3 separate regions of the Homo sapiens genome follow, and regions 2 and 3 are each linked to region 1. Evidence: chromatin loops called from intact Hi-C (ENCODE). Cell type or tissue: ascending aorta. All regions are shown on one strand. Each heading gives the region's core, and the rest is flanking DNA. Links, peaks and the distances in the headings are about the cores only.

Evidence for each region. A loop is a pair of places that touch in the nucleus more often than their neighbours do. Peaks named below come from ENCODE experiments on the same cell type or tissue, not always from the same donor. Only the 100,000 strongest peaks of a DNase experiment are listed, where the experiment ranks them.
Region 2: a loop joins it to region 1, with 2.8 times the contacts of the local background. A loop is called at or near these places in 16 of 110 quality-filtered maps.
Region 3: a loop joins it to region 1, with 3 times the contacts of the local background. A loop is called at or near these places in 3 of 110 quality-filtered maps.

The regions. Positions count from the first base shown.
Region 1 is chr9:70,598,046-70,608,776 of GRCh38, forward strand. It overlaps TRPM3 (transient receptor potential cation channel subfamily M member 3), which reads right to left. Exons shown (of 26, transcript NM_001366145.2): 20 at 5,297-5,425; 21 at 374-625. LOC107984011 (a long non-coding RNA gene) reads left to right here and starts at 3,910. Exons shown (of 3, transcript XR_007061572.1): 1 at 3,910-6,235; 2 at 6,623-6,702; 3 at 9,013-10,227. RefSeq lists enhancers at 2,723-3,922, 3,612-4,112. In ascending aorta, for the core only: a CTCF peak has its summit at 4,599 (motif pointing left); DNase peaks (open chromatin) are centred at 2,586, 3,306, 3,706 and 4,596; H3K4me3 peaks cover 1,818 bases; H3K27ac peaks cover 3,808 bases.
Region 2 is chr9:70,497,351-70,508,081 of GRCh38, forward strand. The region is part of intron 3 of KLF9-DT (KLF9 divergent transcript); the gene reads left to right. Among named protein-coding and RNA genes, the nearest start is that of KLF9, 88 kb to the left of the region's middle. In ascending aorta, for the core only: no CTCF peak of the experiment used is centred there; no DNase peak of the experiment used is centred there; H3K27ac peaks cover 4,753 bases.
Region 3 is chr9:70,043,681-70,054,411 of GRCh38, forward strand. MAMDC2 (MAM domain containing 2) reads left to right here and starts at 168. Exons shown (of 14, transcript NM_153267.5): 1 at 168-551; 2 at 904-1,017. The coding sequence starts at 518. It overlaps LOC124902179 (a long non-coding RNA gene), which reads right to left and starts at 361. Exons shown (of 2, transcript XR_007061571.1): 1 at 274-361. RefSeq lists a silencer at 153-447. In ascending aorta, for the core only: no CTCF peak of the experiment used is centred there; DNase peaks (open chromatin) are centred at 2,538, 2,861, 5,761 and 6,241; H3K4me3 peaks cover 46 bases; H3K27ac peaks cover 5,199 bases.

The DNA of each region.
Region 1 (10,731 bases), core at 1,495-9,494:
CTTTATACACATCTCTATTACAGCATTTTTCACATGGTGTGGTAATTCCTCCCTCCCTCTCTCTCCCATCAATTTTAATCTCATGGAAAGAACATCTTTGTATACCCAACTCCTAGTCCAGTGTCCAGCATAAAATAGATGATCTTATGTATTTTTCAGTAAATGAATGAGTGACTGATGGATAAATTCTCCAGTTTTGTATATAGATGTAGTCAAACCCCCAAACATTCAAAAGGAATTCATAAAATAAAACACCTCTAGGGCCATCTCATTTAGACTTTGATAGCAGGCCCAAATGAATTATTTCCCTCTATCTATTATCACCATTCCTCCTCTGAAAACTTATAACATGGAATCAGAAGACCCTGCTTACCATTTTTCCAATCATCATTACATACGGGCCCAAATACTTGTTCACGCCGAAGATGTCTAGGAGACGGATATACCAGTAAATGATGTTCACGCAGTAGATGACCCTCCCGTCACTCCTGAAGGGCTGGTCTTGGAGACGAAGGATCATTCCGACAGAAAACAGAAGGATGGCGATGAGGTCCGTGACATTCCAGTACTCCTGCAGCCATACCTTCACTTTCTGTAGCAACTTCCCTGGCTCTGACATCAGAATCTATAAGGCAGGAAGGAGAGCAGAGTTAGGTCTGGTTTCTGTCTGTATTTTCAGCCCAGTTGGGAAGTGCTTGGTCTGTTGGCTGATGTTAGTAGCTTGCTTTGTCTACCTATATCTACTTAAATACTTGCATGCTGTAAAAGTCCGACTGAGCTAAGCTTAGGTGATTATTCAGCTGCAATATTCCAAAGGCACATATAAGCAATAATTTTGATTCTTTGGGTGGTGGTAAAATTCTAAGACACACATAAGAGTTTTGCTATAAAATGATTCAATCCTAGTATGCTGCAAATCTCTGAAGTCTTCCTTCATCTCAGTAAACAGTGCCACCATATTGAGTTCCTCAGGCTGTTCACTTGGGAAGACTCCTCCATTTTTCTCTTTCACATCCCACATCCTCTGCACCAAGTCCTATCACCTCTATTTCTAAATGCAACCTAGCCAACTACTTCTCACCACCTCCACTGCTGCCTCCCTATTCTAAGCTCCATCACATCTTACAGATTGCAGCAGCCTTCTAACTGGTATCCCCATCATCGTCATTGCCCACTTACCCTCAACCCATTCTCTGAGCAGCACAAATAATGATCTTTAAAAGCCTGGATCTTTAAAGATCTGGCTGGCAATTACCAGGTTATATGCATAGGTAAAAACTCTTCAAGCTGCACCCTTAGGAGTTGTTCAATTATAGATAAATTATACCTCAATTAAAAAAAAGACTTAGGAGACAAATGAACAACAACAACAACAGAAACTAAAGCAAATGATCATAATTGTATGCTTAAGCTTTCTGATGACTTCCATTACAAATAGTGAAAAATCCAAACTCCTTATGGTCGCCTCATTTCACGTCCCATCATATTCTCCTTTATTCTCTACCCTGCAGCCATACTGGTCATCTCTTAAGCATAACAAGTTTATTCGATATTCAGGATGCTTGTACTTATTCCTTCTGTTCAGCACTTTCTTCTCCCAGATCTGTATTTGGCTCCTCTTCATCTTCAAGGTCTCTGATCAAATGTCCCCTTTTTAGGAAGGCCTTTTTTGATTACTTTAGCTGCAGCTGACTTCATGTCCCCAAGTCACTCTCCAATACATTACCCTATTTATTTTTTTGAAGTTTTTATCACTATATGAAGTTATCTACTGTAGCTTTTATATGTATGTGTGTATGAGTATGTGTGTCTGCCTATCAATCAATTGATCAATCATCTATTTATTCATCTGTCCATCCATTCTTCTCTCTTTCCTAGACTGAAACTCTGAGGGCAGACCCTTTGTACCCCAGGCCTGTTACATAATAGAAACTCAATACATATTTGTCAACAGACTGACTGTTGTGTAGGCACTAACAGCAATTTTCCAGTTCCTTGCATATCCTAACTCCTTTGTGGGACTCTTGCCTTACCTTAAACTTAGAGGGGCTACCACACATGGGTCTATGAAATGCACAGCTGGACAGCAGAAGTTGCACCCATCCTGCATCACAGACCACCCCAGGATGTGAGAAGCCAGGGAATGCCACTTAGTGAAGCTGTGCACCAGGGCCACCTTCCTCAATTGCTGGTGTTTACCTCTGAGGATTCCATCTCTTCAAACCATGACCAACCCCTTTCCCCACCTCAGAACCTCTCAAAGGAGAGGAGAGAAAAGACTGGAGGCAGGTCTATATCCAGCTATTTGTGTGAATCCTCATGTCCACTATAATGATTTACCTAATTCTGAAATACTAAGGAAGACAGGTTTTCGTAAGTCAGGGCTGGGACTTGGAAGCTGAGCAGGGTACCAGGAGCTACCCAAGAGCCCTATTTTTCACAGGCAGTGTCCTGCCCTAAGCCCTAGCCCAGGGTTTCTAAACTTCAGTGCACATCAGAATCAGCTGGAAGGCTGGGTAAAATATAGATGCTGGGCCCTCAGTCTGGAGTTTCTGCTTCAGGAGGCTGGGGGTGGGGTGGAGGATTTACATGTGTAACAAGTTCCCAGCTCCTGCTGGTGGCCACAGTTTGAGAACCACTGCCCTAGTCATCAGCAATCTCTGCAGCTGGTGTTGTCCTGATGGCTTCTCACTCCCTGGCTGCATCTTAACAGAGCAAAAATCCGTGTATGTAGCTGGGAGAGGGGGTTGATGGGCAATGCCTTGAGCTTTTCCAACCCTTTGCTCACACTTTCCTAAAACTGCTAAACACAGAGGTTTGTAGTATCATTTTTAAATAGTGAAGCATTTTTTGGTAAAGTCCCAACATTAAAAAAGAGATGAGAGCAGAACAGTCCGGGGTGAGGCAGAAGTGGAAAGTCAAGAATCCCCCCTGCCTCCTCCACCTCTCGAACCAGCCCTCAGGCACCTGTCTTAGAACCCTGGGAGCCTGAGGAGCATCGTGGGGGAGTAGAAAGAGCAGTGAGTCTAGGGACGGATCTGTCAGGTTGCATACTCAGTTGTCCTTTCTAGCTGTGGGATACGGGGAAATTGCTAAAACCCTGAGTCTCAGTTCCCAGACCTGTGCAGTGGGACGTCATCATAGTCACGCCATCGACCTCACAGAGTTGTCGGCGGGGGTAGGATCCAGATGAGATAACGTCTACCCACGCATGCTGTAAACAGTGCCATGCTATTAAGGGATTACCGGGGCTTGCTTTGGTGACTCCGGGCAGAAGTATGTGGGGCTGGGAATGGGGGTATCATGGGAAACCACAAAGCCTTCCTTTTGTGTATCCCTGGGAAGGCACCAAAGCATGCAAACTTTTCCACATTTCCAGGATCTTGCGTCTGAGCCCTGGAGGTCCTGCGTGCTGACTGTGAAGAGGCAGGAAGGGCATGGCCTGTGGGGTCCTCACCCTTTGGTCGTCAAGCAACTCTTCAGTGAGTTCAGGGCAGGACACAGGGGTTGGGGCGCCGCCTCACTGAGCCGCAGAGGAAAAGGTCAGACTCGGAGGTGGTCACCGCCTCACTCCCCACGGGAAGCGGGAATCTTCAGTTGACCCCTTCCTGACTCCAGCCTCCAAAGCCCTGCCCTCCCTGCTATTCTATGCCTCTTCAGGAGAAATGGATATCCAGGCCTCGAGGCTCCTGGCAGCCTGCCCGTTTGGCAGCCTCTGCCAGAACAGTCCGTGGAGTACAGACTGCTCCCTGTCTTCTCCCAGTCTGGTCCCTGGAGAGACTCCAATCTCCCTGCTCGAGTCCTTCCCTTTTCTGCTTATCATGGGGAAGGAATATGCGTCTAGGCGTTAAATCGCTCGAGTGCCAGCTGGCACAGCACAGCCACAGGGCCCCAGCAGGAGCGGGCCTCAGTTCTCAGAGAGCTGCACAAAGACCAAAGCAAATTTATTACTGTTTTTCAGTTTACAAATGGGAAATCCACAACATTGGTCAAGAAGAAAAGGCACCATGAATGGGAAGACCGAAGTGCAGACAACCAGCTGGAACAAGGCAAGGCATTCCTTTTTTTTTTTTTTTTTTAAATCCAGGCTCTTGTAAAATGAGACTAGCAGAGCCATTCCCAAGTTCTCAGGATGGGGAGATGGTAGTCAGAGTTAAAATATCACCCAAATAGTTTAAAAACTCAAGAGAAGGGCTTAAGAGATAAGACATTTTTTATGATCCCAATACAACTGCATCTAACAGATACTGCATCTTTTCTCTGGAAGAGAACATTATAGAGCTGAAACCCTTGCCTTTTAACCTGTCTTTGTAATGAAGGCAAGAATGAAGTTGTGGATTTGTAGGAGTCCTTTTTTCCTATGGTGCCCAGTATGTTTTCCCACCCACTGCAGTACAGCAATTAGGGTTGTTCTTGAGCTCTTAAAGACCCAGTGGACTTGAACGGGAGCATTTCTTCCAGAAAGGGCCTGTCCTGCTTACTGTCATTTCAGGAAAAATGCAGAGAAATCAGCACTACCTCCTAAGCCTGCCTTCCTAATGGCTTTCCCTGATGAAATAGGAGCTTGTGGTGAACATTGAGTGGGGCTGCAGAGCCCTCTTGTGGATTTTCGCTTAATCACATTCTTTTTAGCAGCTCTGAATCTGATGGGCCCCTGAGGTTAGCTCTGATTTCAAATAAACCATTTAGGGGTGGCATTTTGAAGGCTCCTTTTAGGCCATAGAAGTGGGGGGAGAAAAGAGGGACCCTGCACTCACAACCTGAAGGATCTGTGTTCAGTTCACCTTGGTGGTCCCTCCTGCTGGCAGAGTGGTTGGTGCCCAGCAGGTACGAGCAGAATGTTAAGAAATAAACCAGAGAATAAATCCAATCAGTGAGTGAAAGCAGAGTTCCTCCTAAAGCAGCCGAAATACATCCAGAGAGTCACAGGTATTGGCAGACTGTGTCCGAAGACACCCAGAATAAGGGGGAGAAATGGGAGTTAAAAGTGGCAAAATCTAGAAAGTCATGTTTATAGGGATGAGGCATCAAAAACAACTAGAGGCCTTCTTGGGACAAAGGCTACGTTAGCAGAGAATAGACCAAATCCTAAGCACTCAGGGAGTTACACCCCTATAAGCACCACACTGTGAAGCCTCCCCAGGTTTGTCAGAGGAGCAAAGAAGCAGCTGTGGTAGAGTTAGAGAAAACAGTTTCCGGCTTAATTTGCATCCCAGGCATCTTCCTGTCCCCTCCATCCACAGATAGAACTTAACCACTGTCTTTCTCTTACGTTTTCTTTTATAAAAGCCGTTACCTCTCTCATCTTTTCTATTCCCAGGGTGAAAATATAGGAGATTACGATCCATTCCTGGGTGGACGGCCAGCGTTCCATCTTCACTAACACGATATAGTTGAAGAGCATCAGGTATCCGATATACGCCAGCTGTAAGGAGACACAATACAGTGCTCTGGCTGTTCAGGCCCAGGAGCCCCAGCATCAGCCAAGGCCACTGCACAGCAGCACAGAGCAGGGTCAGCAAGCAGGACACAGACTTTATGACAAAAGGAACTTGAAGGTGCTAAACTAACAAAAGAATTAGAAAAGACAGTAATACTTGAAGGATTATAATATGCAATCTTCCTTTTGACCTGTACATGTATCTCTGGGGCTCTGGTGCTTCGTTTAAATCTATGTGTCATGATGCATCATTTCGCCTTGCAGTTACCCATTTTTGTGTGTTTTCTTGGCTAAAAAGGGAGCCTTGGCTGTCAGTGGCGGCTCTTGCTCAGGCGTGGACCTTAGGTTCTTAAACTAGGGCAGCACAGTGGATTTTTGCCTCACGAATGCCAGGCAGAATAAGTGTCTGTGAGAAGCAAAGGAAGAGGAAGACACATGTAACACCTGTAAATTGGTCAAACCAACATAAAAATAGCCCAGGCTTAAAGTGCTTCGCTTGTCAGTGCCCTGGGAGGGTCTTACCTGTTTTCATTTCACCACTTTCCTGTCCTAATCAAGTTAAGATAAGATATTCCTTCCTGGTGTCTGCTTCATTGAAACAACACAAGAAAAGACAACACAGTTTACAGAAAGGAAAGGGTCCGTGTGGCCTTTTGTGGACGGGTGTGGGGTTTAATCCCCAAGAGGCTCTGGCTCGTGGGGTTGAATCCTGATGTGACTGGCTGAATTGCTGGATGTCTGGGAAGAACTCCCTAGGGTTTGGTGACTGCTCCTGGAAGATTCAGTTGTGTCAAGGTGAGTGAAGTGCAGGGAAACTGGTGGCTCTTGCATAAGGGGCTGAGGAGCCTTGAGAGAAGACTCACTCACCTTAAGGGAAATGGCAGACTAGCTGGGCCTTCCTTACACAATGCCTCAAGTCAAGTGAGGTACTCACTGGCCTTAGGGGCCTCAGGGGCTGTGAGCAGGAACCAAGAGGGAGTTTATTAACTAAAATCTGCTGCACTCTTCAGAGTGGTGTAGCAAAGAATAGACACAGTGTGGGTGAAAGGATTGAGGCCTTGAGGGGTCTGGAGGTACTGCATGACTTTGTAGCTGGGAAGGCAGCTTAGAAGGTGGAGGAAGCTGCAGCCTTGCTGGGGGATATGCTGCTTTCTCTACTAATTCTCTTATGTTTTGGGACAGGGTCTCACTCTCGTCACCCAGGCTGGAGTGCAGTGGCATTGTGATCTCGGCTCATTGTAGCATTGACTTCCTGGGCTCAGGTAATTCTCCTACTTCAGCCTCCTGGGTAGCTGGGATAACAGGCACGTGCCACCACACCCAGCTAAGTTTTTGTATTTTTAGTGGAGACAGCATCTCACTTTGTTGGCCAGGCTGATCTCAAACTCCTGGGCTCAAGAGATCCTCCTATCTATCTTGGCCTCCCAAAATGCTGGGATTATAGGCATGAGCCACCATGCTCAGCTGAATGGATTCTTCTTTTTTTTTGGAGACTGAGTCTCACTCTATTGCCCAGGCTGGAGTGCAGTGGTGCGATCTCGGCTTTCTGCAAACCTCTTCCTGGGTTCAAGCGATTCTCGTGCCTCAGCCTCCGGAGTAGCTGGGATTACAGGCACCCATTACCACGTCTGGCTAATTTTTGTATTTTTAGTAGAGACTGAGGTTTCATCATGTTGGCCAGGCTGGTCTTGAATTCCTGACCTCAAGTGATCTGCCCGCCTCGGCCTCCTAAAGTGCTGGGATTACAGGTGTGAGCCACTGCGCCTCGCCTAAATAGAGTCTTAATATGACTCCAAGGTATCTCTGAGACCCCATCACACTGACACATTTGCAGACACAACTGTTGCACAAAAGTCCCTCATCTCTTAAAGGGTGAAGTATGTCGGAGTTAAATAAGATCACTTATGAGAGCTGGATATCTGGGCTCACTCTCTACATGCATGGTTTGTGCTGGCACACCCCCACCCCCACCCCCAGGGGCCTATCATTTCAACCTATGCCTAAGTTCCTACCCCTCCCCATCTTCAGGAGCATTGGCAAATCATGAAAACTTCTCATGAAGGAGTTTACTTAAAATTGTGTAGGACGCTGTTTAAAAATCAGTTCAAAATGGAACTTGGTTCATATGGTTTCCGTTTACCATTATTATACACTGGCATTAATTCTGTAGTCCTGTGAGTACAGACTGCAAAAAACAAAAAAAGGACTTTAGTGGTTAAAACTCTAAAATATACTCTCAGCCTCCTTCTGACTTGAACTCTTTCCCTCTCCTTGTTGCTTCCTTCTCTTAGTTGGGTCAAATTCCATCACTTGTAGGTGAAATGAATATTGTTAACTGCCCTGGTTTTATCATTTTGCCCAAATGATTGCAAAACATTCCAAAGCATTATCTTCTCTTGTCATATGTAGGCCTAGTGACATGCACATTCTTCCAGAACCTCTGCATTTTAATACTTAAGTAACTCCTTAAACCTATTTTAATGCTTAAGTAACTCCTTGAACCTACATCTGTCCTCTGAATACAAGTCTAATGTGTTCAGTGGAAGGAAGGTAGGCATAGATATCAGTGAAGCTTGGATTTAAATCTCAGCTCACATACTTCCTAGCTGTATCACCTTTTGTAATGTTAACCTGCCTGGGCCTCCATTCTGTAACATGGGATCACTTCCACTTTCCTTATAGGGCCTTTATAATGACTGGGGATCTATATATCTATCTATCTGTCTGTCTGTATCTCCCAACACACTGTAGAGGCCCAATAAATGCTGGCTGATATTATTCTGTTATTCTTTTTGTCTCCTCTTCCCTTAGTCCTTACTTCCCTTTGATCCCCAATTAACTGTTCACACCTCTCTTCTTTTTTTTTAAATTGCCCTCATTATTGGTTATGTTTCCTCCACTTTCATCATTTTTAGCCCCTGCCTGTTTTTTACATCACAGTTATTCTATAATGAACTTTTCCCATAGTCAAGCTATAATATAATATTTTGGGACAACTCTCAAAATACAGACTTCTGAAAATAGGGTCTTATGTTTAGATGGCATAACAGAGGACTGGCTGCTGTCCTGGAAGCAGCCTATCATAGAACTCACCAACATTCATGCAGCCTTGCTGTAGATTATCTTGACATGACATGCTTTAATTGTGTGTGTGTGTGTGTGTGTGTATATATATATATATATGTATACTCTGTAAGGTTTAGCAACCTGTATGTAGAATTTCCAAGCTTTTGAACCTGTGAGTCTTATTTAAGTAAGTCAGTAGGAGAACTCTAAGAATTTGTATTTTATTAACATATATTCTTTCTATGCATTTTCCATTAACTAAGATTCATGCTTCTTAAACTAACTATCAAACACAAGCACTAAAGCCTGACACAGTTTGCTATGGATCCCTGGTGGGGCTTTGCTCTTCCTCACTTCTTCCTGGGCCTTTTTCTACTACCTCTGGAGAGCAGAGGGGCACATGGTCTTGTAGAGGATAGAGTTGGTCACTACTAGAGAAACTCAGAGCACACACTGTGTCCTCTGACCTGCAGCCACTTCACACCTTGAATTTGAATCCTCTCCAGATGGATACCTGAAATAGGCTCTCAAAACAAGCAGGGTCTAGGAGCCAGTTGGACCCCTGCCTCCTTTCTTCTTGGACCAGAAGAGGACCCAATCTGCTCCTAGAGAAACTTGCTACGATGCAGAAGTGAGGTTATATGGAAATGAAGTGTGTCCTACCTTTCAGAAACTTGGGAGAGTAGGAGAGACCATTTTTGAAAATCTGGTGAGAAATACTCTTACAGAGAAAAACACAGCCCAAAGCACATGGGACCTTCAATCTGAAATTGAATTGTACTGTTAAGCATGTCTGGTGATTCAAAAGACTGGCATACCTTATTTCCAGTCACTTCCTCGAGGCCTGGGCTTTGTCAATATGTGAAGATGAATTTTGGAGAATCATGTAAACACAATTGAACAGATCTGGGGGATCCAGTCTGATGGGTTTGCTGAGGCCAATCCAGTCAGCCACGCAGAAGTGTGCTGGACACACAGGCCCCACCACCCCCCGCCAAAGAGGCAGCCTCCCAACAAGCTGCCAATGACATAAGCAAAGCAGCGTGTCTCAAGTGTCTCCAATCATAAGATTCGCCTGGGAAGCTGGTTAAACTAACACAGCCTCTTAGGCTCCTTCCTGAAGACTGGATTCCATGGGTCTATGATGGGGCTAGAAATTTGCATTTCTAACAAAACTCCCTTGTCATCATGGACGTTTTAGAGATATTGATACTATTATTTCTACTGATTTCTGCTCTCGGGAGTCTGTAAACTTTTTCTGCAAATGGCCAACTGGTTAACTTTTAAGGCTTTGTAGAACCGATAGTCTCTCTCTGTCTCTCACTACTCATCAACTTGATGTGGTAGCACAAAAGCAGTCAGTCAGCCTATTGCTAATGGTAAATGAGATTTAGCCTAAAGCTGCCTCCTTAAGTTCGGCCTGAAGTTTTCTCTGTACATTGTGAACTATAACAAATGAAGGTGTAACAAGACCAATCACCGAGTTTCGGTCAATCAAATGTAGCCAACTGCTCAAACTGTGTTCAAATAAGGCAAACGCTGAGCTGTAACCAATCCAGCTGTTTCTGTACCTCACTTCCGTTTTCTGTATGCCACTTCCCTTTTTCTGTCCATAAATCTTCCACCACGTGGCCCTGCCAGAGTCTCTGAGCCTACTCTGGCTTGGAAGACTGCCCAATTCACGAATCGTTCATTTGCTCAATTAAACTCCTTTAAATTTATTCGGCTCAAGTTTTTCTTTTAACAGAAATCAAGAGTCTGCCTGTGTTCCAATTATTTATGGACACTAAAATTTGAATATGTGTTTCAAGTATTCCTTTTCAAATTTTATTAAAAATGTAAAAACCATTCTCAGTTCGCAGGCCACAATCACAGGCCATGGGTTGAATTTGGCTCAAAAGCTGTAGTTTGCCAAGCCCTGTTCTAAGCTAACAGTTGGGGAATCATAATATAAAAGGAAGGACAGACCTGGGTGTGAAATAGCTGCAAAAATATTATCTCGGGCTGGGCGCAGTGGTTATTGCCTGTAATCCCAGCACTTTGGTAGGCTGAGGCAGGCCCATAGCTTGAGGCCAGCAGTTCAAGACCAGCCTGGCCAACGTGGCAAAACCCCATCTCTACTAAAAATACAAAAATTAATTAGCCAGGTGTGGTGGTGAACACCTGTAATCCCAGCTACTCGGGAGGCTGAGACATGAGACTCACTTGAATCCAGGAGATGGAGG
Region 2 (10,731 bases), core at 1,303-9,302, 100 kb before region 1:
AGGTGATCCACCTACCTACGTCTCCCAAAGTGCTGGGATTACTGGTGTGAACCACCGTGCCTGGCCAAGAAAGGTCTTTTGATACTTTCTTACACATTCTGATAGTGTTCCTCCTCGGTTTAACAACTTTCCATGTCTCTCTATTATGAATGAGATAAATTCCAAACTCTGGTCTTAGCATTCAAGGCCCTCTTTACACTGGCTCCAATTGAGTTTTCTAGTTTTCTCTCTCTAGCTTTCCTTTCAGGCTGGCCAGCACACTCACTGGCCCCAACAAGGCCTTGAACAATTTCGGTTGGGGTTCTTTACTCATCCACACTGACCTGGGGTGCTCCTTCTGTCTTCCTACCTCTCCTCCCAGCCTCCCTGGGTTCCCAGCCTCCTCTGCCCTTGGAACTCCGCAGCCTGGTCTGCACCTGTTGGTGGCATCCAATGTTTATGTCTCATTTTGTGCTGGGGTGGGGTGAGTAGCTGAATGTCCCACTGATTGCAGCCAGCATGAAGGTTCACCGGCCCACCCCTCACCCCATGTGTCATCAGTAACGGAAGCTAGCAGAGCCAGGCAGAAGCAGGCTTGGCATACAGAATCCAAATATTTTCCTGATTGGTGATGAGGTATTAGGAATATGTGAAGAAGTGACTGTGGATAACTCAGCCATCTTCCAGGGACAGCTGCCCAGCTCATACTAGGATGGGGATTGGGAAGAGATGATCATAAATTGTCTGCTAGAGGTTCTTTGAGGTTGACCCAGAGGTACATTCTGTTATTGCCAAGTTTGGATGGAGGGGTAAGAAAAAGGCAGAGCAGAGAGGGAGCAAGAAAGGCAAACTGGGGAGGGAAGATGAGACAGAAATAAAGAGAAAAAGGCAGGTCAATGTGGGGAGGAGGAAACTGGAGGGGGATGGATTTGGGGATCCTAAATCTCGCTTTTCTCAAAGGAGAAAACCCTGTAGAGTGGCTTCTACTATTTCTATGCTTGCTTTCTACTCCAGGCAGGATATACAGCCCCCATGCTGCCCAATGCCCCAAGTTGCCTGCGTTGATTGATCAAAAAGCAGCTCTAGGCCGAGGTGATCTTCCTTGGTAATCTCATCTCTGTGCTGTGCATGCTTTTCTTTCTGTGTTTTTGATTTAGTTTGTTTCAGTGGGAAGGGCTGATTTACACCTTGAAGGAATTATTCTGAGTCTTAGAGAAATAACCAAAAGGAAAGAGCTAAAGAGCGGCTGCCACATCCCAAGTGCCTGACCTTTGTCAGGGTGGCCTAGAGTCACATTTTGTAGCAGAAGTTCCCTTTGGGCATGCAGCCACCTGGAAGTGGGCATGTCTCCTTTTAGGGTCCCCAACTAGGCCTCTCTAAATCAGGCCAGGCTAGCAGCATTCTGTTTTGAGGCATTTTGACTTTTACAAATCTGTAGCTCCCTTAAAAGCAAAGGCAGATGCTGCAGAAAGTCCTGACCCTTGGGCTTCTCTAAGGCCTGTGGTTTGACTTGCATTAAGGTGAGGGTGGCCTGCTGGCCCCGTCTCTGCACTCATTCCCATTCATGAGCACTCCTCACCTGGCCTACTGTAGCAAATTTCCAAGAAGTGTTCTTGCCTTTATACTCTCCCGTCTACTTCATTCTATGTGCAGCTGCTGGGTTAGTTCTGTTAAAGATCCCCTCTTATCTTGTTCCTTCACTTAAAAATCATCACTGGCTCCCATTGCTCATGAAATAACTAGTTTGTGCAATCAAGTTTCTCTGCTTACTCCAGAAGGTACAAACCCCATATACTCTTCCATTCTTCCCTGAGGGCAGGCTGGGGAGCTGGGGAGAAGTGAAGGACCACATGCTGGGGCCCTGAGAATCTACGCATATCCCATTCCCAGTTCCAGAGGGTACCACTTGGGTTGCTGGTGCTGAGACAATCCTGTTTTTTTGGCATCCTTTATACTCGGGGTTCCCTCTTTTTGCAGGCTTTCCATCAAGCCTTTTAACAATGTTTACTTATATGTTGTGGTAAAGGGAGGCTCTAGATGATAACAGTAAGTTTGCAAATAACAGTAAACCAGTGATTCTTGGCCTGCATGCTATCACATCCCTCCTCCCATATCCATGGCAGATGTGCTGAATCCGTTTTTGCCCACTGAGCCCAGCTGAGGCCTCAGCCTTTTCAACACTACTCCAGGCAGTCATTCCAATCAATCGAATTTGTCCAGTGAGATAAAATCTATTTGTTATCCCTGTACTCTACTCTTTCAGGGTGTGAAGCATCAGACCTTGTTGTTTGATGGATTTAAGATTGGATATAAGAAGACATGGACAGACCCTTGAAGTCGACCCAGAAGTGGCAGGAGAGCTCACAAATTTTGAGATAATCATATTTTGAGATTTAACCAAAGTTTCTCTGCTTCTGCCCCTAACCTGTCCCTGAATCCAGACTAAAGACATTCTGCTTTTATTCTCTAGATGAATGAATGACTTAGCAAAAATGCAGAGAGAAAGCTAAGAGTCTAAACAGACTTTGAAACTGCTGGTGGAGATGGGAATTTGAGAAAAAAAAGAAAAGCTTTTGAGGTTCAAAAGCTTAAGTTTTGGAGTTTCAAAAGCATGCCTCCTAAGGGGATTCAGGGCATAGAGAATATGTGATGAGTAGAATGAAGAACAAAAACAGGCAAACACTGAAAAGTACCCTAGAGTGGAGTTGGAGGGGGAGAAAAAATATTGGTTCCTGTGCCCTGAACGTCCCTGGGCCAAGTCTGCGTGAGGAACAATGGAGCCCCAGGTAGGCTGGGGAAACTGAGGCACAAGGGACATGATAGTGGCGTGGATGGGACACAGGAGACTGTGGCCATGAAGAGGAACTGGAATAACATAGCAGAGGACCAGTATGGAGGTGACATGAAGGACCTGGTAGACCCTGCCCCTGACATCTTGGGAGCCCTGAGGAAATGGAAATCTACAGGCATCCTGAATTTACTGAGATTAAATTTCTTCCATTGAGCAGAATGGGAGCTGAAAAGGGCACACTTCAGCTGATATTTGTACACATGACACATAGAAAGACATCATGCAAACTATGATTATGAGGTGACACTTTTGTTCTCTTGAGACAGGGTCTCACTTTGTCTCTCAGGCTGCAGTGCGGTGGTATGATCACAGCTCACTATAGCCTCGAACTCCTGGACTCAAGCTATCCTCCCACCTCAGCCATGCCACCATGCCCAGCTAATGTTTGATTTTGTAAAGACAAGGTTTTGCCATGTTGCCAAGGCTGGTCTCAAACTCCTGGGCTCAAGCAATTCACATACCTCGGCCTCCTAAAGTTCTGGGATTACAGGTGTGAGCCACTGCACCTGGCCTGAAGTGACACTTTCTAGGTCTTTGTCGTGGCCTGGCAAGTATATTGTTGGTATACACCTTTTCTTAGGAAGCATCCAGCTCACTGCAAGGGTCCCCTGTATCTGGAATTCTGGGTGTAGATCTGGTCACTGCCCTTCAAGAAGGACCTGCTGTCTCTGGAGAAGGTTCAAAGATGGCTAGAACTGAGAGAAGCAGGAAAATTGGGGGGCAGTGCTGATACACAGCACAGCTGTGAGATTATGACCGTGGCTGAGAATGAACAAAGCTGTAAGGGATTTAATCAGAGTTGTCAAGGGTGAGGGCTGGGCCCCATGGATTGCTCTTGAAGCCCTGGAGCACTATAAATACATAAACTAGGCCTACTGCAAATGAGGTTGGAGGGAAGAAAAGATATTCCAGTTCACAGAAGATAATATACCTCTAGGACTGTTAACCCTTTAGCAGTATACAGGTTAGAAATATAAATATTTTTTAAAAATGGATTAGATTGGGGCTTCCTGAGCTTGAGATTATTGGCTGTATGGGATCGATACTTCTTTATTGTGGAAGGCTGTCCTGTGCATTGTAAGATGTTTAGCAACATTCCTGGCTTCTACACATTAGATTATGGTAGCATCTCAGCCCCTGCCCTGACCACAGCTGTGATAACTGAATATATATTCAGATACTGCCATGTGTCTCCTGGGGGGCAAAATCACCCCTAATTGAGAGCCCTTGTGTTAATATAATGTTCCCAAAGGATGGATTACACAATAGAATCATGCAAATAGAAAGTGGGGCCTGTACTCTGGAAATACTGCGTTAAAACAAGCTAAACAGAGCATTTTATTTTTAGGACCGCTCAGGTCTGCAACATGCCAAATGCCATGGACTGAATGTGTCTTCTCCAAATTCCTATGTTGAAGTCCTAACCCCCAAGGTCATGGTATTAAAAGATGGGGCTTTCATAGGTGATTAGGTCATGGGGGCATAACCCTCAGAATTGGGATTAGTGCTCTTATCATAGAGGCCCCAGAGAGCTCATTTGCTCCTTTTACCATGTGGGGGCACAGCCAAAAGACAGCGGTTTATGAACCAGAAAGCTGGCCCTCACCAGACACCTAATCTGCTGGTAACTTGATCTCGGACTTCCCATTCTCCAGAACTGTGAGAAATAATTTCTGTTGTTTAGAAGCCCGGTAGTCTGTGGTATTTTGTTATATTAGCCTGGATGAAGTAAAACAGCCAGTGTACACTTTAAATCTCTGAGAGGGAACATATGGGATTAGCATGCATTGAATATGCTCTGGGCATTGCTACATTAGATACATTCATGGACTATAAAACATTAGAGTTAATAGTAATGAAAATGTCATTAGTGCTTTACAGATGAAGTGTCTGCCAAATAGACTTGTTTTTTCCTTATTACAATCCTCCAAGGTAGATATAATTATTTCTTCTTATAGATGAGAAAACTGGGACTCAGAGAATTAAAATATTTGCCCATGGCAACGCAGCCAACAGATGGGGAGACTGGGACATGAACTGGTTTTAGATTCTCAGTTCTATGTTCTTCATAGGGTTCTGTGCTGCCCCTTGGGTGTGCTCTCAGAATTTGAAATTGATGCTGGGCCAGAATCAAAGTATATCCTCTTTCTTGGTGACACGGACTCTTTTATATTTAAAGGTCTCTGGAGAGACATTGTTAGCTGGGTCTGTATTACATGGGCTAATAGAAGGCTTGATGAAAAAATATAGACTATCTTCAGCATGGTGGAAGATAAAATTAATTCTAATTTTTTTTTTTTTTTTTAAACAGAGTTTCACTCTGTTGCCCAGGCTGGAGTGTAGAGGTGCGATCTTGGCTCACTGCAACCTCCCCCTCCTGGGTTCAAGCGATTCTTATGCCTCAGCCTCCTGAGTAGCTGAGATTACCAGCATGTGCCACCATGTTGGGCTAATTTTTTGTATTTTTAATAGAGATGGGGTTTTGCCATGTTGCCGAGACTGGTCTTGAACTCCTGAGCTAAGGCAATCTGCCTGCCTCAGCCTCCCAAAGTGCTAGGATTATAGGTGTGAGCTACCACGCCTGGCCATAATTCTAATTTTTTAACTAAATCTTTTTTTGTCTTTTCTAAAAATGAGAATTATGTAACTGTGTTGCTTAATATTTTTCCTTGGTTGCCAGGAAGCTCAGATCTAAATTTTTCATCTTGTCTGACAGTTTTGTGGCCCTTTCCCTTGGTTTTGTTGTTTATTGTATGTACTTTTACAGGATTTGTATGTTGTCTCAAACTCTTGGCAGATAAAAGGGATGTATAAATACCTATAACTGATAAATGAAAACTTTCCAAAATATTCACCCCTTAGAAACAAAACACCACTGGCACAGTGCTTAAAAATGGTTCTATCTGGTTTTATTTCCTAATGATACTGGAACATTCACATATGTATAAGCTGAAGCTAGGTGAATGATAAATAGACATCTATAGAGGATAATTTATTATTTTAAAAAATTAATTAAACTGATATTCAAGGAGTGTTCTGGGTTTTCAAAGCCCTCACCTAAACATTGTTTTATTTGTTCTTGTCAACTGCCCTGTCTGAGTGCTGGAGCAGGTATTACTGATTACTGTTTTCATTTGACTGCTGGTAAGTAAATGCAGGCTCAAATATTTTGGGTGACTTATTTTTGCTTTCTAATGTTATTGGCCCAGACTAGCTAGTGGAAGAGTTTAGAAATAGATCTGAATCTTTCACTTCCAGATGGGATGTTGGACCTGAGTGGGGTGGTAAATCTGTGGTACATGTACTGAAGCGTCCTGTCCCCCCCAACTCCCGGGTCCAAGAAGTGCCAGTAGCATCTCTAATTGATCTACATTATCTTTTCCCATTGAGCCCAACCGTAGCCAGAGTCCAAAACACAGTGCTCCAGACATACATCCTCAATTACATAACAAAACCCATACTAGAACTAGATTTTTTAAAAGGATTCCATTAAACTCAACAATTCTCAAATTATATGACTGTATACTAGTAGAAACCTGAGATCATTGAACACAATGAATCTTGTCTGTAGCATCTGTGTGGCAATTTAAAAAGTAGTGGATAGGTCATTTGGGGATAATCTTCATTGTTCTCATTTGTTCATTCCAGCCGGGTGTGGTAGTGCACACCTGTAGTCCCAGCTCCTCAGGAGGCTGAAGTAGGATCACCTGAGCCCAGGAGTTCAAGGTTGTAGTGTGCTATCACTGTACCTGTAAATAGTCACTGCACTCCAGCATGGGCAACATAACGAGAACCCATCTCTAAAAAAGAGAAAAATTCATTCCAGTTTGGATGACACTATCTTAAACGAGTCATTACTAATAGATACTAAAAACAGAATTCGCAAAACATTTACAGCAAATATTATACCTTTAAAAATTCTCCTGCCAGGTGCGGTGGCTCACGCCTGTAATCCCAGCACTTTGGGAGGCCAAGGTGGGTGGATCACGAAGTCAAGAGATCGAGACCATCCTGTCCAACATGGTGAAACCCCGTCTCTACTAAAAATACAAAAAGTTAGCAGGGCGTGGTGGTGCATACCTGTTGTCCCAGTTACTCAGGAGGCTGAGGCAGGAGACTCGCTTGAACCCGGGAGGCAGAGGTTGCATTGAGCCCAGATGGCGCCACTGGACTCCAGCCTGGGCAACATAATGAGACTCCATCTCAAAAAAAAAAAAAATCTTCTAGTTACTTCAGTTATCCAGCACTAAATTAATTTCTTAGCTGATATTTTGAGTTCTGCAATCATAGTAATGGCAAATCTAGCTAGAGGTCCAAGATTTTAACATGGGTCAAGATTACAGGGTAGTAGATATAGATAGCTCTTTCGGAAAAGGGAAAAATGTCTCCTTTTAGCTTTAGAGAATGGCTTAAGCAGAACCCAGCTCTCTATCCTCACAGACACTATGATCTCAGGGTTTTACGTTTTTTGTTTTTTATTTTTAAATCATTACTTTCTCCAAAGTCTTGCCTTTTCTCTGGCTTGCAGTATACATTAAGAGCAATTAAAATCAATGCCCTGCTTTTTGCATGGTATTATTTATCATAAATTTGCTTCCTTTGATGTCTTGCCATAGAAAATACAAGATTTTCCTCTGTCACCATTGATGTATAAGATGATCAAATCATAGCTTAGCATTTTTTAACTAAGGATTGTTTGTTATTTTAGGCCATGCTCCCATTCTTTTTCATCCCGTTTTTTGATTTCGTATGAATGTGCAAGAAAATGGCCAAATGATAAAGGAATATTTGGACCATTGGCTGACAGACATGTTTCCTCTTTCTCCCTCTTTCAAGTATAAGAGATCCTGAGTCTTGCACGATAAAACCACAAACGGAACTAAATTATGCTGAGCAAAAATACATTCTTTTACTGAGAATTTCCCAGGAGTTTTGATATTTTTGACTCTTGCTCACTAAATATGGAAAAGATTGAGACACTATGAGAAACAGGGGAGCTGTTCTGCCATTTTTAGACCTTTAAGAAATTGTTTCATACCTTTAATGCTATGTTAACAATACATTGGAAATCTCCCTGCTGAAAAGTCACAGCCCTCTGAATGGTAACAGTTTCTGGAGATGTTCTCTAAGCTTCCATTTTAATATAAATAATAAAGCTCTGTGAGTTATAATTTATATTTTTGAGTGGTCTAAATGTTGTCCAACATATGGAAATGATAGAAATAGACATTTCACAGCATTTTTCTTCTTCAAGCAGTCAAAACTCCTTTAGACTTAATTTTCTCATTTGTTTCCTATCAAATCCAGGTTCACATGATTATCCAAATTCAGTGGCATGTCAATGGAACTCTGGTGGAAAGTGCTTGTGTACAAAGGCTGGGGAGGAAATTTTGTGCTTTCTTTTTCTTTTTCTTTTCTTTTCTTTCCTTTTTCTTTTCTTTTTTTTTTTTTTGAGACAGGGTGTCACTCTGTCGCCCATGCTGGAGTGCAGTGGTGTGATCTTGGCTCACTGCAATCTCGACCCCCCTGGGCTGAAGCAATCCTCCCATCTTAGCCTCCCAAGTAGCTGGGGCTACAGGAATGTGTGACTGCACCTGGCTACTTTTTTGTTATTATTTTTTTGTAGAGATGAGGTCTCACGATGTTGCCCAGGCTAGTCTCACATTCCCGAGCTCAAGCCATCTGCCCGCCTCGGCCTCACGACGTATGTACTTTCTTATTAATGTGTAGGACACTTTTAATGAAGAAATAGATATGATCAGGAACTTCGGTTAATGGGGTTTATTTTAGGGATATGATTGTAGAAGGCAAGAGAAGGTGGAACGATCTGAGCAGTTAGATGCCTCAGCTTCACTGAAAATGAGTGCATTCTTCAATGGTGGTTAGGACTCATTAAAGATTTTAGTTATTTGACGGCAGTTGCATCGATCCAAGAGCAACTTGGTTACCTGTGATACTCCTGACTGTTCCACATTTCACCCTGGTACCATTTAATGTGTTCTCTATTCTCTATCCCTTGTGGTACATTCAAATTTGTGCAAATTGTTACCTAGAGTTCCCCACCCCCGACCCAAGACTTCAGAGTTGCTGTTTGTTGTCTGTCCAGGTCTCTTCCCTTAGGGTTGTGAGCAGCCATTGAAATTTATTGCCTAGAGACATTGACTCAGTAGGGTTGCAAAATGATAGCATTCTAATTTTGTCATGCTTTATTTGCTGGAACACATCTGTAAAGAGAAACTTTCCCATGTAAACTATTTGGTTGCCTTGACATAGAGTCCCTTTGGAAAGTCAAAATAAGTGCTTGATTCTCTTCTGTTTATTACTTTCAAGATAATGAGTTGGATCCTTAGGAATTTCCAAAAGTAACCAATGACGGTGCTTTTTAAAAAATCACTATGAACGTATTGATAGAAACATACCTGTGTTTTTAATGTACTGAAGTTTTTATCTTTAATTGATGGCCACATTTGCCCATCTTAGACCAATATGTTGGTTCCCAAGTCCTTTGGTATGATCCTAGGATTCTGATAGCTTCCTTGCTTTCAGGTATGACAAGATGTTCTAGGTTCATTTTGTACATTTTTGGTTTTTAGACCTGGAAGCAATCATCTCTTTAAGTAGATTTTTTTTCTTAATAGTGGAAAATGATATTTAGAAAGCACAATTAGGGTGCCAGAGGAACTCATACACTGGGTTGGTTGTTGTGTGTTAAGTTTTTTAGGTGATAAAGCCAGGAAATTTTCATTTACATTTTAAAGATAAAATACATCATGCATTCAAAGTAAAATTTCTTGGCCAGGCACAGTGGCTCATGCCTGTAATCCCAGTACTTTGGGAGGCCAAGGCAGGTGGATCCCTCGAGCCCAGGAGTTTGAGACCAGCCTGGGCAACATGGCGAAACCCCGCTAGTATACCCCAGCCTGGGTGAAAGAGCAACCCTATTAAAAAAAAAAAAAAAAGGGTGGTGCCGGGCACAGTGACTCATGCCTATAAGCCCAGCACTTTGGGAGGCTGAGGTGGGCGGATCACCTGAGGTCAGGAGTTCGAGACCAGCCTGGCCAACATAGTGAAACGCCATCTCTACTAAAAATACACAAAATGAGCCGGGTGTGGTGGCACATGTCTGTAATCCCAGCTACTCGGGAGGCTGAGGCATGAGAATTGCTCGAACCTGGGAGGCAGAGGTTGCAGTGAGCTGAGATTGCGCCACTGCACTCCAGCCTGGGCGACAGAGTGAGACTCTGTCTCAAAAAAAAAAAGAAAAAAGAAAAAAGAAAAAAGAAAAAAGGCATTGAAGTAAAATTTATTTTATGGGGCGACGATTTGCTCTGTGCTCTTTTTCCAGTTTCTTGAATTAAATGCCAATCTTGTTTTTTCTTATCACCTACTGGCCCAATTTAAAACTATAAATTTCCCTCAAAGTTAGTACTTATTCAGCTGTGCTCCATACATCTTAATGTGTAGTTTTTTTCATTATCATTTAGTCCTAAGAATTTAACTTTCTCTGTTTTCCTTTTTGATCCAAGAGTTATTTTGTAATATATTATGTAGCTTCCCTAACATATGGTGGGTTTGGGGGAATTTTTTTTTTTTTTTTTTTCTGGACAGAGTCTCACTCTGTCGCCCAGGCTGGAGTGCAGTGTTGTGATCTTGGCTCACTGCAACCTCTGCCTCCAGGTTCAAGCGAGTCTCATGCTTCAGCGTCCTGAGTAGCTGAGACTACAGGTGTGCGCCACTACACCTGGCTAATTTTTGTATTTTTAGTAGAGACAGAGTTTTGGCATCTTGGCCAGGCTTGTCTTGAACTCCTGGCCTCAAGTGATCCACCCACTTCAGCCTCCCAATGTGTTGGGATTACAGGTGTGAGCCACTGTGCCTGGCCCTGGGGGGATTTTTTTGTT
Region 3 (10,731 bases), core at 1,466-9,465, 550 kb before region 1:
GCAGGGAAGCTGTCCCCAGAAATAAGCGAGTTCCCACCGCGGCTGGGCGGGGCGGGAGCCTCGGGTCCCAACCCAGCGGAGGGACTCCTGGAAGGCCTGCCCCTTCCAAGTGTCTGCAAGGGCTCTGGTCCCAAGCTTTAAAATCCTGAGCGAAGGCACTGCGGGCCGACCTCTCCTCTCCCAGCCAGTCGTGGCTGGCCTTTCAAAGTGTGCAGTTGTCTCCTCCCTGTCCAGCCCCATCGTCGCCCAGGACCAGCTGGGCCGCGGTCTGACCTGAGGCTGCTGCTCAGCGCCGGGGCGCTGGCGCTCTCCATTCGAGCACCTTCCAGCATACCGCTCGGCTCCGGGAGCCGCTCTGCAAAGTTGGGCAGCTCAGAGCGCAAGCTTTGCCTCTCGACTTCTCCCTCCTTGGGTCCCCGGCGCCCCCGCCTCCCACGATCCCTTTCACTAGGAGCAGCCAGTCCCAGCGGGCTGGCAACTTGCACCCCTTCCTAGTCATCCTCCCTGAAACGCGACCATGCTGTTAAGGGGCGTCCTCCTGGCGTTGCAAGGTAAGGCCTGGACCCCGGGACAACCCCGGGGGCGCTCTGACGACTCGCCCCCGCTCCTGCTGCCCCCGGGGGTCCGGCTCACCGTGCTGGGCTGGGCCATCCGAGGGCGCCTCCTGATCCTCCGCAGCCGCTAACTCCCTCCCCTGGCCAAGCCTGGGGTGGGGGTGGGGGTGGGCGTGGGGTCGCTCAGTGGAGGCGCCCGGGGATGCTGGGGGACAGGTACTGCATCCCTCTCCCGCCCCCTCCCGCTCGTCTTTCCCCCACTTTCACCAGGTAGTCCCCCTGGGGCTCCCCGAGTTGGTGCAAAGGCTCCTGGGTGGAGCTCGAACTGAAACTCGCTTTGTGCCCGCAGCCCTGCAGCTCGCCGGTGCCCTCGACCTGCCCGCTGGGTCCTGTGCCTTTGAAGAGAGCACTTGCGGCTTTGACTCCGTGTTGGCCTCTCTGCCGTGGATTTTAAATGAGGAAGGTAAGGAGGCTCGGTGGAGAGGGGCGCGAAGTGAACTTTCTTCCTTGATGGCTTGCTTTTTTTTCCCACATGGGTAATGTTATCTTGGAGTTAATTCTCCGCGGCAAGAAAAGTGTGAGTCATGGATCCTCCTTCAAGCCCTCAGCTGTGCTGCAAGGGATGGCCGAGGCAGGAACGGGGCGGGCGGGAGGCCGCCCTTTGTTTACCTGGCCTATGGGTAGAAGCTTAAAATTTGCGTCTCACCCCAGCACTCCTTAATGGAAGGGAGAAACGGAGCACAGCTAATGATTGTTCTCCGCTGTGGGCCTCTGCAGGCACACCAGCTGTGTGCCTCTGCAGGCCAGCAACCTTTCTGGTCCTCAGGAGACATGTCTGTGAGTTGGGAAAAGTTGCATGGGACTAGTTCTCCTTCAGCTTTGCAGAAATGGTTCCACAATTCTGTGATGGGACGTCAGTGCTAAGACATCACGTCTGCCTTGACCCTGACAGTGTTTTTTGCTGCATGATTTCATCCTCACACTCCTGTTTGTAATCCTGCCCTGGACAAAAGAAACCATGTACACTGCCAAATGCCTGGGGTCCCTGTCTCACTGGTGGTCATTGTCTTACTACTCTATACTGTTTGGGTCCCAAGGACAAAGTTTAAATGTGGGGTCTTCTGAAGTGTCATCTTGCCTTTATATAGTTTTTTTTGTTTTTTGTTTTAAAGTGTGGTTCTCAGTACCCAATGGCAGGCGGCACTGGGTGTCCCTTCTTTCCTTTCTCTCTCTTTTGTCACCACCAGTGAAGCCTGATGCCCACAGACTATTTGGATTGGAAAATAGCCTTCTTTAAAAAACATGGTACCCTAGATGAAACCAGCTCACCTCCTTCCCCACTCAATTGTCCTCAGGCCGCAGATCCTCCCACCTCGCTCCCTGGGGGAGGATGGAGCCCGGAACCCCTGGTTAGATGTATGAACTGTCACCACAGCTCACTCTGCCCCAGGCTTCTACTCAGGGTTCTGCATACATTAGCTTCTCTGACCCTCACAGGTAGGTGATGTTGGACCCGTTTTACAGAGGAAGGAATCTCAGCCATAGAATATTCAAATGGCTAGTCCATATCACAGTGTCACTGAGTGGCTAACTCTGAGTGTCTAGTTAGGAAGAAACAGGAAGGAACTGGTTCAGTAGTAATCTCCATCTTTATCCAACAATTGCCAAGTCTTGACTACTACAGTCTACTTAGGGGTGGCTGGGAAAAAGCAATTCTTGATTTATTATTCGAGGGATTCCTATCTTGCTGATGGCTTTAGGAAAGTCTCTGTAATCTTGCCACTCACCCTTTCCCTATACTGGCTGTATGGAAGCATTGCGGGAGATGGCCTTAGAAATGCCACGAGACTGGCTTTGGAGAGCACACTCCTCCAGCACGGGGCTTCTCAAACCTCAGCTGCATCAGAATCACCTGGTGGGCTTGTAAGACACAGATTGCTGGGCCCCACTTCCTGAGTGTCTGATTCAGGGGGCCTGAGAATTTCTAACAAGTTCCCAGGTGATGCTGATGATGCTGGTCTCGGGACTACACTTTGAGAACTGCCGACTTCCACAGTCTGTGTACACACACACACAACCTGTGCTGTTGTTGGCTCTGAGTAGGTCTGGCACTAGGGTGAAGGAGCTACTTGCAGGACCCGAGAGTGAACAGCTACTTAAGTCTTGTTCCCTAAGCACTTGGCTTGCCTCATCCTAGTGCTGGCCCTGAGAAAAGGAAATCAACATCATTCCTTAAGCCAGGAGCCTTAGTTAGTCTCTGAGTTCCTGCCTCCGGCCCTCTGTCAGGATGGGGGCCCCCTCACAGCCTGCCTCTGGTCAGTGGGCATGCCACAGCCTGCTGAACACAACTGCCTCCCAGACCCACAGGAAGTCTCTCTGCTGAGTTGGCACCTCTGCCCCAGGACAGCAGTTAAACCATCCCCCTTCAGGGAAAACAGGAAGATGCTTATAGAAAAAGGTGATTACAGTTTAATAGTATAACGAAGGCACTGTGGCTTTGCTTTCTGCATTCTTTCTAACAACCACTGCTTTCTGGCTCAGGACTGGGACTACTGGGTTGGCTGGCGGAAGTTAATTCATTCTCCTCTGAGCACTCCAGGGTGGAGCAGGCAGGTTAGGCTCCAGTTGTTCCAGCTTCAGTTTGTCAAAGGCCAGAACTTGGACGTAACAGTGTACTGCAGGCTCCAGGGCAGTGAGGTAGGTGTGTGGCAGTTGCTGTGGTTGCCTAAGAAGACATCGCTAAGAATTTCCCTTATAAGCCCATTTCTAGGTTGGTAAATTAAAGATAATAAAATTCTTCCAGGCTGAAATTTGGCAAGCTGTTCACAAGCTTCTCTGCAAATGCACTTCTTCCTGCAGAAACCCTTTGAAACTGGTTCCATGGTTCCATTCACCTTCATGTACTGGATCCACCATGGAAAGTAGTGGGTTTCAGAGACTTTTGCCCACATGCACTTCTTTTTTTTTTTTTCTTTAAGTTCTGGGATACATGTGCAGAATGTGCAGGTTTGTTACACAGGTATAAATGTGAATGGTGGTTTGCTGCACCTATCATCCCGTCATCTAGGTTTTAAGCCCCGCATGCTTTAGGTATTTGTCCTAATACTCTCCCTCCCCTTGCGCCCCACCCCCAACAGGCCCCGGTGTGTGAAGTTCCCCTCCTTGTGTCCGTGTGTTCTCATTGTTCAACTCCCACTTATGAGTGAGAACATGAGGTGTTTGGTTTTCTGTTCCTGTGTTAGTTTGCTGAGAATGATGGCTTCCAGCTTCATCCATGTCCCTGCAAAGGACATAAACTCACTCTTTGGTATTGCTGCATAGTATTCCATGCTGTATATGTGCTACATTTTCTTTATCCAGTCTATCACTGATGGGCATTTGGGTTGGTTCCATGTCTTTGCTATTGTAAATAGTGCTGCAATAAACATATGTGCCAGATGCACTTCTTATATGTCCATGGTCCGTAGGTTAATTTATTGTGGAGAGAACAATGCAAAAGGCCAGAGAAGGAAGGTAAGTTGGGACACAAATCTGCGAACTGGGGTTTCATCACAGGAGAATCAAATCTGGAGGTAGTTGGAAAAGTCTCCTTGTCTCTAAATATCCCCTTTGCTGCCTGAAATAGTTTCTGAGGTTCATGCCTTTGATTTACAGTATTAAGTCCCTAGATGTCCCTGATTACAGTTCGAGTGTCTCTATTTCATGGCCACTTTAAAATATGCTTTATCTCCACTGGACACAGAATAGGTAAGTTTTGACCAGGCATTGTGTTGGCTTGGGTTATTTATCCCAATGGCAGTTTCCCCCAGGGAATGCCAGGTGCACCATACAGGGCATCGGGCACTGAAACCCAGTTTTGTCTACTTTCTCATTTTGCCCATGGTTGTCCTGCTTTCTTGATCTCCCTCTATTCTTTTTGTAGAATATTTTAATTTTCCCTAACTTGTCAAGGGAAGTGATACTATGTCAGACTCAAATTTGAACTCACTTCTAAATCTTAAGTTTGAATTGAATCCGGCAAAGAAGGGATCTGTTTTTGTTTTTTGTTTTGTCTCTTTCAGAAGGAGTCTCACTCTGTTGCCCAGGCTGGAGTCCAATGGCGTGACCTCGGGTCACTGCAAACTTCGCCTCTCGGGTTCAAGTGATTCTCCTGCCTCAGCCTCTGGAGTAACTGGGGCATGCACCTGTAGTACCATCTACTCAGGAGGCATGTGCTACCACCCCAGGCTAATTTTTGTATTTTTAGTAGAGATGGGATTTCACCATGTTGGCCAGGCTGGTCTTGAACTCCTGACCTTGAGTGATCCACCCGCTTCGACCTCCCAAAGTACTGGGATTACAGGCATGAGCCACCGCGCCCAGCCAGGGTTCTGTTTTATCCTGTGAAAATCTTTCTCCATTCATTTATCCTATAAAAAAAATCATCTTTATTCACAGCTCAGAGGATCTGGAAACCCCTTTGAGCAGCAGTCCTCAGCTGAAATCGGGGCTGCTTATTCCATTTTCCTGATGCCAGCTGTGGGGGCAGAGGTCCTTTGCCCTGAGGATTCTTGGAGACCATGCGGTTGGCCTTGCATCCAAACAGGCACAATTCAAAAGAATCATTGAGTGGATATTGGCTTCATTCTCATTTTTGGACATTGTGGCTTAGCACCTTTAACTGAACTCTGTGAGGAAGCCACTTGAGGAGCTGAGGCAGGGTAAAGCCAAGTCTAGGTGTTGCCCCTTAATTAGGAGTTTGGAACACTCAGCTACCTGGAAGAGGAAGGCAGCTGCAGAAATGTCTCAGGTGAACAGGAAGTAAAAAGAGAAATTGAAAGCACTTGTTGCAGAGAAGACCTACATTGTTTTTCCATGGTAGGAGTCAGGGTTTGAGAAATCGCCTAATACAGAAAAAGGTTGGATGGCTTTTGTACCCAGGAGTGAGTGATAGCATCTGAGGCAGGCAGGTGGGCTACAGGGTTGGGCATCATGAAGGGGTGGGGTGGGGGCATGGTAGAATGTCCCGAAATCACGTGTAAATACATGTGTGTTTGTCTCTCTGATACCCTTTCCTTCACCCAAACTTGTCCCTTCTCTTTTAAGGACACTCTCAGCTCCTTGGCCATCTGCGTTTCAGTTCTGCACTCAGTCATGTGCCAGTTATTATTAACAGTGATGAATCCTGCCTGCTATTTCTTGAGGCTCAGCTAGAGCCACAAATCTGGCAAGGATCCCAGGTTCCTGGGAGAGGAGAACCAGTCTTCTTCCTGCAGACTACAGCTCCTTTCCTGATTTTGGAGGGCTGATTCAGCATCCCACCCTGGCATCACAAAGTTCATAAGGCCAGGGACGAGTTATGCTCATCTGCATGGGGCTACTTGGTCCTGCATTATGTCTGCAGGTTGTTCTTAGAGCTCTCTAAGCAGAAGTACAATCCCCACATTGTATGGGGGCTGGAAATCGGCACAAGTCAGGGATGTTCCTTGACACCCTCTGGGAGAGATGGTCGACCCCAGAAATGTGACCTAGTTACACTTGCAGTATCACATGCCATTTCCCGCTGCTGCCCTGGCTGTGACTGCTCTCAGGTTGAGCATGGCTGTGCTGTGCTGTGCCTGAGGGCAGCCTTGCTTCTGCCTTGCTTCCTGGGAACCCAGATCCTAGAGCTGGGCCTTGGAGGTCATCCAGTGCTGCCTCCTCCTACACAGACCAAGTCAGGCAGCCCTTGGACATTGCCTCAGCTCCTTGGCTCTCCACCAGTTCTTTTTCCTCCAGCATTGGAGGAAACATCCCTGTCTCCACTCTGGGTTCTAAACTCTGAAACTTTGTTGTGTTGGAAACTCTTCATCAGAGAGCTAATTATATTTCAGACATGTGGAAGAACTCAGATTCCAAAGATGCAGTGTTTGGGGCCAAACAAAGCCACAAAACACTACATTTTATGCCATACCATGTAACATGTATTCACTCTTTCAGATGTATAGGGATCCCACCCGTCTGTGATCTTCAGCGTGTAGAAAAGAGCCTGGCACATAGCAGGTGCTCGATATATATTTGTTGAATGAAAGAACCTGTTGAATGACTGTATTAGATCACAAACATATCCTTAAGTGTTTTCCTACGTGCTCCTGGTTCATTCTGCCCCTTCAAAGGTAGTTCCTTATCATGAAGAACGGCTTAAGCCTCGTGGTTAGTATAAGCTCTGGAGCTGGGTGACTTGGATTAGAATCCAGGCTCTGCTCTTTCAAGCTGTGTGGGCTTGGGAAAGTCATTTATCCTCTCTATGTCTCAGTTTCCTTGGCTATAAAATTGAGATAGTAAAAGTACCTATCACATGAGATTGTTGTGAAGACTATATACATTAATACGTTTAACACAGAGTGAGCACTTTATACATGTAACCTGATGTTATTCTTACTATTACTTGATGTGTCTTTTATCAACATCATAAACTTTATAAATAAACATTAGTTTTTCTAACTCAGACAGCTTTCCAAAACAGCTTTTGGGGACCTAAGGAGAGTGTGGTTTTCTTTTGCTTATAGTTATGCCATCTACTCTTCATTCCAACCAGAGAAAGAACCTTACTTTTCTTATTTGGCTCTAGTTTAAGCACTGGTAAGCCTTATCTCACTTTTGTGTGGCTGAACAAGGTGTGGATATAAAGTAATAACACTGAGTTTCATACTTAGTGTGTAGTCTATCCCAGCAGATGATACATTTTTCTCTATAAATTATTGGTTGTTGTCAAGAATGCTTTGCTTTCTGCTTCATTATTCTCCCACCCCAGCCTGCTAGTGCCTCAGCATCAATTGGCTCCATTAGTGATGGTGCTGGTGCCTTCTATGATCTCTCATCTCCTAAGTTCTTGGACAAGATCCTAACCCTTGGCCTTCCTGTCAATCAGTCTGGGTGCTTGAGTTCTCTTGCCTGACCCCTCCACTTGAGATTTAACCCAACTGGGGTGGTAATATCTGCCTGCTAAGCCTCTACTGGCTTCTGTGGATGTAAGCTGTGTCTGGGCAGCCTCCTCCTTATGAAGGCCAACACCCCATCTGGTTTCCTCCCTACTCAAATTAGAGTTGCTGAATGGGAAGTGGCTACCCAAATCCTGGCCTGATCCCTAATAAGACACCTAGGGATTTTTAGGATGTTTCCCATACCATAATTGCAGAAGTCAGCTAATATGTGGGGAGGAAAAAAATAATTTTTGTCAGAGGACTTTATGCTTTTGTTGCCATCTTCAAATCTTTTAGCCTATAGTTACCATGTTTTGGTAACTTGTATCTTGGGGTGTAATATTCATTTAAATATTTTGGTTCTTAAAATAACAGAACCTCTTTGGTAGATCACCCCAGCATCAGTCTTACTTCTATATCTTTTCAAACTATTAGGTTTTGAAGAAGTTGAGTGAAATCCATTTATGTTAGTAGAGGTGATGGGTATCCCAATAAGTAGAGCTAGCAGGTAGTTAAACTTGTCTTGGGTATCCTTGTTGGTCAACCCTGATTTTTGTGTCTAACAACTATCCCAGCACTCTCCTTCAATTTTTCTTATGCTTTTCTTAACCAACTAAATCATATAAATGTAGTTATGCATTCAGGTCTAGGTTCTTGGAGTGTTTGATTACATATCCATCTATTTATATCTATTTACCTATCTAGATAGATAGAGATAGATAGATAGATAGATAGATAGATAGATAGATAGACAGACAGATAGATAGATATAGTTTCACCTACAGAATGGTTCTCAGCCCTGGCTGGAAATTAAAACAGGTAAAAAAAAATTTTTTTAAAGCTATATCCAGGTCTTACTCCAAGAGGTTCTGATTTATTTGTCCAGAAATGGGACCAGACTTGGCATCATTAAAAAACAACACACACTAACAGACTCCCTAGGTGATTGTGATATGTGTCCATGGTTGAGGAATGTGTATTGGAATGGCTTTCAACTCCCCAGCTTCTCCAGATGTAAGAAAGAAGAAATGCCCTCGTCTTAAGTATCTTTTGATGATTAGCAATTACCCACAGGCTAATGTGCAAAATGCCTTGTTTGGCATTCAAGGCCCTTCACAGTTTGCTCCAAATTACATTTCTCCTCTTCCTTCCCATTAATCTCTAATGTGCTGTTCATTCAACATGCCCTTTACTTACTTGCTTCTTGTTTTATTTGCAAAGTTCTCTTTACCTGTATAATGCTGCTTTTCTATTCTCCTGTCCCATGCTCATCTATTTAGGTTCCACCTATGCTTTAAGGTCCAGCTTTTTCTTAAAACATTCCATAACTTTTCCAGATGAAAACCCTCCCTTCCCATGGCTCTCTGCACTTTCCACTGTGTAAGTCTTCTTATTGGCATCTCCTGATAAGAGTCCCCACCCTGTCACCTCATCAGACTGTTATGTCTCTGAGAACAGGAATCACATCCTCCTTACAATGCCTGATAATATGTGGCATCAACAAACACTTTGAATTTAACCAATCTGTAAAGCCATTGTTGAGATTGATGGAAAAAAAATAAAAAATCCTTAACATTTTTTTCCTGTAGTAAAAGAGGTTGTGTTTAGTAATCCTTCCTACCATGGGACTTCAAAGAGTTTGAAGGCTTATGCTGTAATTTCCAAATATAACAGCAAAGCAGTATTACAGCTTGTCTCACCAGTACATGGCCTGTTTCATCCCTAATTTGCCAATGGACAAAAAGCTCTTGGATTATTTACCCATCAGGGATGCCTAAGTCCCTTGACTCTCTGCCATCACAAACAACCACAATGCAACCTTGAGAGTGGCACTGCTGGGGCTGGAAAGTATTTTTTGGCAAGGGATGACCAGACTTTGAACTAGCTATGGAGAGCGGGTGTTTCTGAGGTACTCAGGTGTGAGATGTCCATAGCACCCACCTTGATGGTTAAAAGCACATAAGGATATTTGTCTGCTCTGGGAAGAAGTTCTTATATATGGTTATGACAAATGGAGAAAGCAGAGGATCAGGTTTGCAAGTCAGATCTTCCAGGATATTTGCTTTCTCTACTTTGTGAGAAATTTGCATGTGTTTTATGGGATTCTGAGGCTAAGAATAAGATAATAAAACAAGTGGTATCATTACCATAATTTCATTGCATCATGAATAAATAATATGTTTTACAGAAAACCCTACTGCAGACTATTCATACTGTGAACAAGCATCTAAGTGTCTACTATCCATCATGTTCTATGTTAGTAGTTGGAGGACATAGTACATGAGTACACACTCCATAGGGTTCACAGTCATGGTCCCTGCCCTTGGTGGCGGCCCTAGGCCAATAGAGGACACAAAAACCCACAATTGTGGTAGAAGGTAAAAGGAATTGTGTGCTAGTCAAGGCTTTTCATTTGATCAAGCAGTGAAGGAGGTATTGGAAGGTTGTCAGTTAGCTCTCAGAATCAACAGGAAGTATAGAGAGCAATATTTGGGCAAGAGTAATACAGAGATGCAAGGTGTAGGCAAGATACTTCTGGAAGAGGCATTTGTGTGACTTTATCACTGGACATTTGTTACTTCACTGCTGGACCTGCCTGTTCATTCAGGAGCTGTGAGGAGGCTCAATTTGAGGGAGATAGAATTGCCAATGGGGAGGCTAATTAGGAGGCTACCCATGTATCTAAGGAAGAGATTATGAGGGCCTGAATTAGGGCAGGGGTGTTAGGTGTGAAAGGCAAGCAGTAAATAAAGCAACTTAAAGGGGATTAAGTTGGTAGGGCTTGAGTACTGATTGATAGGAGTAATGAGTCAGAGGAAGAGTGACTCTGAAATTTCTAGTTTGGGCAGCTGTTTGGTTGATGGTGCCAACAGTTGGGAGAGTTCCAAGAGGAACTTCATGCTTAGGGTAGAAAAAGATATGATCAGTTCTGAGCTGCCTGGGACACATCCAAGTGGAGACTTCGAGCAGGGCATTGATGTAAGAATCTAAAGATCAGGTATAGTCTGGGCAGGAGTATGGGAACCTTTAGCAGAAAGGTAGTAGTTAAAATTACGAGCAGAGATGATATCACCCAAGGAGAATGGATAAAGTAATAACAGCAGGAGGCTAAGAAAAGATGCCTTGAGCTCACATTTAAGGATTAGGTATAGGAAGGAGATGGGGACATGAAAGAAACAGGAAGAACCGGGCATGTATGAGAAGAATTAGGAAAGTGGAAGATTGTAGAAGCAAAG